Regions from separate parts of the Mus musculus genome. Here region 1 is linked to region 2. The links are chromatin contacts, found by POLR2A ChIA-PET in ENCODE. All regions are on one chromosome and are shown on one strand. The core of a region is the stretch at or near the end of the contact, and the rest is flanking DNA. Distances in the headings are between cores, read along the strand shown.

The links. ChIA-PET counts read pairs that join two places held with the same protein, here RNA polymerase II (POLR2A).
Region 1: POLR2A ChIA-PET joins it to region 2 with 35 read pairs in embryonic stem cell. The contact joins the promoter of Rab3il1 here to the promoter of Fth1 in region 2. POLR2A ChIA-PET finds 5 or more read pairs at or near these places in 4 of 5 experiments (Patski and embryonic stem cell).

The regions. Positions count from the first base shown.
Region 1 is chr19:10,016,648-10,020,667 of GRCm38, forward strand. Rab3il1 (RAB3A interacting protein (rabin3)-like 1) reads left to right here and starts at 1,547. Exons shown (of 10, transcript NM_144538.3): 1 at 1,547-1,712. The coding sequence starts at 1,702.
Region 2 is chr19:9,980,690-9,984,803 of GRCm38, forward strand. Fth1 (ferritin heavy polypeptide 1) reads left to right here and starts at 1,957. Exons shown (of 4, transcript NM_010239.2): 1 at 1,957-2,294; 2 at 3,492-3,638; 3 at 3,871-3,996; 4 at 4,092-4,114. The coding sequence starts at 2,181.

The sequences.
Region 1 (4,020 bases), core at 297-2,796, 36 kb after region 2:
ATTTCTACACACTCATGCAGGTGCCCACAGAGGCCAAAAGAGGGAAGAAGAGGGCATAGGATTCCCCTGTAGCTGGAGTCAGAGTTTTGAATTGCCTGATATGGGTGCTGGGAACCACACGTGGGTCCTCTGTAAGTGCAATGCATACCCTTTCTGGCTGAGCCATCTCCAGCCTAACTCTTTTTCTGTGTTGTGTTGTGTTGTGTTGTTTGGGGGGGGGGGTTCTTTTGTTGTTGCAGGGTTTTATTTTGGTTTGTTTTTTTGGCTTTTTGAGACAGAGTTTTTCTGTGTAACAGTCCTAGCTGTCCTGGAACTCACATTGTAGAGCAGGCTGGCCTTGAACTCAGAGATCTTGCCTGTCTTTGCCTCCAGAATGCTGGGATTAAAGGTGTGTGCCACCACACCCTGGCTTTTCTGTTTTGAAAAGAGCCACTATTAGTTGGTGAAGATGGGTCCTAGGCAAGTCAAGGTTCTGGCAGTAGAGGTCCTTTAAAGCAGGTCTCCCATTCTCCTACCATTTACCATACTGGAATTCCATAAGCCAAGCGTGTGGTCGTAGTCACTGAGGGAGCTGAGGAGAAAGTATTAGTTCAGCCCAGAAGCTGGAGACCAATCTAGGTGGTACATGACCAACACCCTCAGAGAAGAGGGGGCTAAGGGAAAGGAGAGAGGGAGGCTGGGGTTCCAGCCTGGAGAATTTCTTCGTTTCACGTGGTCCTTAGCAGTTCAGAAGGGGCGGCTGTTGTGTAGATGGATGAGTGAAATGTGTTCTTACAAGCCCAGGGAGCACTGTAGACGCTGCCTGTGGGAGCTGGTCTAGCAGTACTCAAGGAGAGGTTGACTATGGGCTCTACTTATTGGATCCTGATCTGAGGCTGAACTTCATTCAGGTCAGTGGTTAGAGCCAGGATAAAAGGAGGGCATAGGAACTGAGGGACAGGTGACTAAGCTTTTTACAAATCTTTTTTTAAGTACCTGGGACAGACAGGTGCTAGCGAAGTTGGCAGAGACGTCTCCTGTGCTTAGGATGGCTTGAAAGGCAGGGACGAACAGAGTATTCAGAGATGCAAGAGGAGGGACCTGGAAGTAGAGCTGGTAAGATTGGGCCAAGGTAGCGCTCTCTTAGCTTAAACTGCTCAACGAATGATAACTTGTTCAGGGTCTGCCCCGCCCCCTTCCCAGAAGCCCAGTGTCAATCAGGGATTGATGCCATCTAAGAGCTCCAGAGACCGGTAACAGGGCTAGAAGTCTGAATGAGGGTACAGGAGCTGTTTGTCCACTTTGAGTGACAATCTGAGCGAGAAACAGAGCTGAGACCACCCCCGAGAGCCATTGTAGGTTCTCAAACAAGGGTGGACCAAAAGTGCAAGGCAGAAAGTGATAGGGAAAGGCGGAGGCCAGCTCTGGATGCAAGATGATGGAACCAGTCCCGTTCACTCTGGCGGGTCATTGTCCCCAGGCAGCAAGAGGGACAGGGCTGGGCCGGCAAAGGGGCGGGACCGGGCACGTGGCCTGGGGCCCGCCTCTCAGACACGTGACCCGCCCAGGGCAGGGGAAGGGCTCCGGTGGGGCGGAGCCGCAAACCCAGGGCGGCCAGCGGGACAGACTGGCGGTGGAGCGATTGACAGGCGGCAGGGCAGCTCTGGGGCCCCCGGCAGAGTTGGCGGCGCGCGAGGACGCGGCTACGGCGGAGACGCTGGGATGTGGAGCGGGTAGGTCCCTGCACGCCGGTGGCTCTGCGCTCCGTCTGGGCCGTGCTGGCCTCCTGGGATGGGTGAACAGGGGCTCACTGCTGTTGTTTGCACCCCACTTGGGAGATAATCTGTACTCTCAGCCCTGCCTGCAGCAGCGAGGTGCATTGTAGCATGAGGACACACTGCAGCCCGAGAGCTGAAAGGACCTTGGCAGGACCGATCTGAGTTGCCCCAGGGTGAGAAGGGTGACCCCCTCCAACTCCTAGCTCCAGTGGAGTGCATGAGAGAAGTGGTAGTGGGGGTGGTGCATAGTAGTATGCATACCTCAAAAGTAAATCTGGGGCACGTATTTAAAGGAGAGCACACCCATGAACTCTGGAGAAGCAGTGCAGTTGAGAAAGCTAGCTGTGTCTCTCCAAGGTCCATCCCTAGCTAGTTGACTAGAACCTTCTGATTCAAGATGTGAGGTGGGTGGTACCTTCCCACAGTCTGGAGGGAGATAGGCACAGACCCTGAGTCCTGGGTGAACCCCTTTCCCACCCCTCATCCTCACTTCCATCTGTTAGGGCCATCGGTTCTTGAAGCTGACTCCTGTTCTTGGCCAGTCTAATAGGAGGAGACCTTGCTCCCTGTTCACATAGGTTGATGTTCTTTCTTGTCTAAATAGACAAACGCCTCCTCCTTCCAGGACTGCAAAGACTAGGTCTTGCGGTTGTTCCTGCTAAGGACTGTTTCAGGATAGGCAGAGGATAGGCGGAAGGAGGAGAGCCCTGGGGAGGGGAACAGGTGAGATCTATTTACTCTCACGGACCCCAGCTGATTGGAGTCGAAATGCTAGGGGAACCATGCAGCTTCGACACGGCCAGGGCACTAGAACTGAGCTCCTGTGGGGTGTGGGCTGGCTTGATCTTTTAGAGGGAGCAGAAGTCAGCCTGTGTTTCTTGGAGAGTTGCTCCAGGGAAGGAGGCTAGCTAGGCTTGGGAAGTGTTTTGGGTGGGTTCCTGGTGCCTGCCTCTGGTGGAGGCAATTGTGCTTGGAGGAATGCATGTGCCTGGGGCTGTGTGTTTGAGGAGCAGCCTGGTCTGAAGGAAGCTGTGAGCCTTTCTGCTGGGTGGACCGAGACAATTGCTGTATGGCCCTCAGGGTAACAACACCCCCTTCTCTGGGTTGGAGCCAGCTTGAGCACTTTGGGGGAGGAGGAGGGTCAGAGGAGATGTCAGGTGTCCTGTCTCTCTCTGTATTCCCAGGTCTCTCACTGAACCTGGAACTTGTTGAGCCAAGCTGGTGGCGAGTATATGCCAGTGATTCTCACGGTGCTGTGTCCCCTCGCAGTGCTGAGCTTGCTGGTGCATATGATGACCACACTGGGATCTGAACTTGGGTCCTCAGGCTTACACAGAGAGCCTTCTTACCCACTGAGCCGTCTTCCCAGCCCTTGGACATAGGGATCCGAGTCTGAGTGTCTAGAATGTTCTGGGGACTTAGGGGCCTTGGAGCACTCCACTCCCTGCAGAAGGTGAGAGGGACCATGCTCCGGGTCATGTCAGCTCTAAGAGGTATATCCTAGGAGGTATGTATCCTAGCCCAGGAAAGCTTGGAGCCCGGCCATTCTGGGGTTTCTGGAGGTTGGCTTCCTACTGTAAATTGAACTGAGCTATGGTGTTTTGTTTATGGCAGAGTCCTAAATGGCGATAAGCAGAAGTGACTGGGCCCTGTAGGAGCCAGGAGTAGAGATCCTTCTGAGGGTAAACCTTGAACTCTGAATTAATGGCAACACGAGTCTGATTTTTGGAGTAGGGGAAGTGGGTACAGGGTCTCATGTAGCCTAGGTTGGCCTCAAACTCCCCATTTAGCCAAGGATGAGTCCCTCTCTCCATCTCCCAAGTACTGGCACGACAGGCATGTGCCACAATGCCTGGCTTAGGAGTGCTGAGAATGGAATCTAGAGCTTTGTGCTCTGCGCAAGGACTCGGGCAGCGGGGCTGTGTAACCAACCTTAGCGTCATTTTGGTTTGCTTTATTTTGGACACAGGTTCTTACCATATAGATTAGGCTGACCTGGAATTCTTTTTTTTTTTTTTTTTAAAGATTTATTTATTTATTATATGTAAGTACACTGTAGCTATCTTCAGACACTCCAGAAGAGGGAGTCAGATCTCATTACAGATGGTTGTGAGCCACCATGTGGTTGCTGGGATTTGAACTCTGGACCTTCAGAAGAGCAGTCGGGTGCTCTTAACCACTAAGCCATCTCGCCAGCCCCTGGAATTCTTTTTAAAGAAATTTTTATTAGTATGGTGTGTGTGTGTGTGTGTGTGTGTGTGTG
Region 2 (4,114 bases), core at 707-3,206:
CTCAGAATCACGACCTGCCAAAGAGACACTGTATTTTCACATCTCTGACTCTGTTGAGTTACAGGGTTAGAGCTGACATTTGTAGTATGGAAGATGACCGACCCTTCAGGAAGATAGCACCTCCTTTCCCCAATACTTGCTTGGCTTTGTTTCGTGGTATTGGTGATCTTATTACTTGCTACTTGAGTCTCTGCTGCTAAGGTAAGTGAAAATATTTGCTCACTACCATCACCCTCTTGCTGGTCTTCCATCATATTTTTCTGATGGTGGTTACCCTTAGAAAAAAATTGCATGCATTCTACATGTGACAATGACTAGGCTGGACTCCTACCAGTTTTGTATTGATTTACAGTAATGTTCCTAAAATCAAATGGATATGATATATCCATATTACCTACAGGGTAAAGTTTAATGACTTTTTATGGCTCGCCAGTCTGACTATGTTCTTTCCAGCTCTCCCCAACATGCACTTCGTTTTTCGGGCCAACAAACACACTTTCCTTAAGGTTCCTTGAACAAGGGAAGCATTCCCATGCCTGCCCATTTGCTATTCCCTCTACTTAGAACTCCTTTCCCCACCTCCCTCCTCCACTTTCCAAAGGGAATTTGTTCATCAACTTTAGCTCAGCATCAGTCTCCTAGGGCCATCGTCCTGAAGTCTGACTCCAGGATATTTATCCAGAAGCATCCTGCAGCTAGATTACCACTGAAATCTTTCCTGAAAAGAACATATATAACGTGTAGTTTTAAAAGACTAAGTACTAGTAATGTATTTCAGTAGACGTACCTTAAAAGGGGGGAAGAGGGTTATAATCCCAGCTCTCTGACGAACCAGCCTGGCTTACACAGAGAGTCCCTGGCCAGTCTGGGTTACTGATCCAGTAACTTTGTCAATCTTGCTTCAAAACAATAACAACAAAATCGAAGTCCAACTTCCAGTTTTGAGAATATGAACAGCATCTGCTGGTTCTCCACCTGTGTTAAAGACTAGACAAGGCTGAGCACAAGTGGATGTGGATGGCAGGGCCTAGCAAGACGCAGTGGCTAATCTCTAGTTCTGCTTGCTATCCAAGAATTCGCACCCATTTTGAAGCTGGGCCACAGCTACAAGATAGACACAGTTGGCTTGTCCCTCTGCAGTTTCCTGCACCTGTCACCTGCCATTCTGCAAGCATCAACTTCACTCCAAGGACAAACCCAAAGGTTACTGAGAAAGATAAAGGAGACCATTTTGAAACAGACACACGTAGGTCACTTCTTTACTTTTCTAATCCAGAGACGTCTCTTAATTTCAAGCATCACCAGGGGCTTTCTCAGAAACCTAAATGGTTTGGCCCCAGGATTGCCCTATAGACAGACGGCTGTTGTCCTGCTCTAAGGAGAAATGCGCCTTCTTAGCCTTTGTTTTTTCAACTGTTCTCAGAGCCATGTTTGCCTTAGCAAAAAGCCGGGGTTGCTTGAGTCAGAAGAACAGGGTAGACCCTAACCTCCTCGCCAATAGTTCCCCTACTCCTCCTCTGAGCTTCTCTCCACAGATTCTGAAGGAGGGAAAGCCGCTCTTTCCCAGTCCAACTTATATGTCGTTCGCCATTTACAGCGCCACGCTTCCATTTTCCTATTTGTAAGACGAAGTCGCTGTCTGGTGTATGTCACGACTAACAACACGCACTTTGCCTAGAGTTTAGGGATATCCTGTGAGAATTGAAAATCATCCTCATCGGTACCCTCTGTGCCCATCTGGGACCCAGATGCCTCTGCAGTACGGCTAGATCCAACTACGCCCGCCCCGGGCCACAGAAACAGCGCGCTTGTTGCCAGGCACCGCTCTTGCAGAAGCTCAGAGCCCCTTGCGTCGCCTCACACTCACACAGGCTCCTCCCCGCCCGCGCCCTGCGGGTTTGGGCAACACGCCCACAGGAAGAGGCGGGGCGGCGCGGCCCGCTGCGCTGATTGGCCAGCGCTCGCCTGACGCAGGATCCCGCTATAAGTGCGGCCCGCTGTCCCCTCCTGCGCCAGACGTTCTCGCCCAGAGTCGCCGCGGTTTCCTGCTTCAACAGTGCTTGAACGGAACCCGGTGCTCGACCCCTCCGACCCCCGCCGGCCGCTTCGAGCCTGAGCCCTTTGCAACTTCGTCGTTCCGCCGCTCCAGCGTCGCCACCGCGCCTCGCCCCGCCGCCACCATGACCACCGCGTCTCCCTCGCAAGTGCGCCAGAACTACCACCAGGACGCGGAGGCTGCCATCAACCGCCAGATCAACCTGGAGTTGTATGCCTCCTACGTCTATCTGTCTATGGTGAGTGCGGCCTCCTCAGGGCCACTTGGGGAGCCGGCGGAGGGTGGGTCGGGGCGTGGCCTGCTGCGGGCTTCCCCGCCTTCCAGCGCCCTTCTGGAAAATGGAGTTTGTTCGGGGTTCTTTCCTAAGGCAGGCAGCCCTGCCGTGGCAAGTCTGAGCACATAGCACCTTGTGGCTCCTGCATAGATCAGGCATGTCATTACACCACTTTTTTTTGAAGCCTTAGGGCAGTACGACTGTCAGCCTGGCCAATCAACCCTGCAGTTAGGTGCATTTTCTGCACGCTCGTCCCCTCCGATCACGTGGCCTACAAGCTTCTCTGTTTGGTTATGCATCCTGCTCCAGTTCCTCCTGGAGTATGGCGGGTCTGCTTGGTCATGGTGTCGAGTGGCAGCCTTGGGGCCTGGTGTAAAGAGGCTTATCTCTTGTGAGCTTACTCTTGTCCCCTTCAAAGCAGCCGCCTCCACCTCTCTGCTTATCACAGAGCCTCACTTGCATTGAAACTTATCGCTAGGAATCTCCCCTTCTGTAGTTATCAGTGTCACCCCGACCTTGCATTTACAAGGCATCATGTTACTGTATTTTTCTTATTTTGCATGAGTGTGGCTTACTAACAAGTGGTAGGTACATACTTGTTGGGAAAAGCCTGCTATCAATTGCTGGACAAGGAAGTTTTCCATGTAATAGTTTCTGAAAAACAGGTTTGGGGAAGGCCTGGACTTTGAAACAGGTCCAACTTCTGTGGCTGTCATTCCTGGAATATGAATACACTGAGTGCTTAAAACTGAAAATCAAAGCTTCTCCTAATATATTTGTGCTAAAATGCAATGCCCTCAATTGTTAACAGGGCATGATGCATTAATTTTATAAATCAGTGGTTGTTTGTAGAGCTGGAAGCCTTGTGACCTTGTGTTAGCTACTTTTTACATGATTGGTGAAGGAGGAGAAAAATGGCCTCCCAATGCAGGATACTCTAGCACCCTACCTCTTAGACAAGTAGATTTGGGCTTGGCTTAAATTTTTTTCTCTGCACTAATACCGAGCCGTAGAACACTTGATAAAGCCAAGTCCCAAGGTTTGCCTTCCCATCCTTACTGAACTTTTAAAAGGCCGAGTAGGATGGCTCACAGCCTTTGCATACAGCCATTGCGGTGCCTTGCAGTGGAGATCAGTAACATGTACCCTTTCCACTTTCAGTCTTGTTATTTTGACCGAGATGATGTGGCTCTGAAGAACTTTGCCAAATACTTTCTCCACCAATCTCATGAGGAGAGGGAGCATGCCGAGAAACTGATGAAGCTGCAGAACCAGCGAGGTGGCCGAATCTTCCTGCAGGATATAAAGGTAAGTAGATCCTAGGGGTGCCCTAAATGAGCGGTTAGACTTTATTCAGGAAATGATGGTGCACTGAGGCTTCTGTCCTTGTGTTGTTGGCAAATGGCAGTTGTCGAGCATCCTGCGGTGAAAGCTTAGAGGAAATTGAGGGCAATCCTTTGCCCAGAGCATGATGGCTCAGTGTGAGGTGTTTCCTGGCTTGGGTTGATTGGTAGATGACTTGACCCGATGTTTCATTCAGAAACCAGACCGTGATGACTGGGAGAGCGGGCTGAATGCAATGGAGTGTGCACTGCACTTGGAAAAGAGTGTGAATCAGTCACTACTGGAACTGCACAAACTGGCTACTGACAAGAATGATCCCCACGTGAGTATCGGAAACGTGGGATGAGTGGAGGAGATGATTTGCCGCAGGACTTGGGAGAGCTGACCAGTAACTTTGTCCCATGTTCTCTTTCCTAGTTATGTGACTTCATTGAGACGTA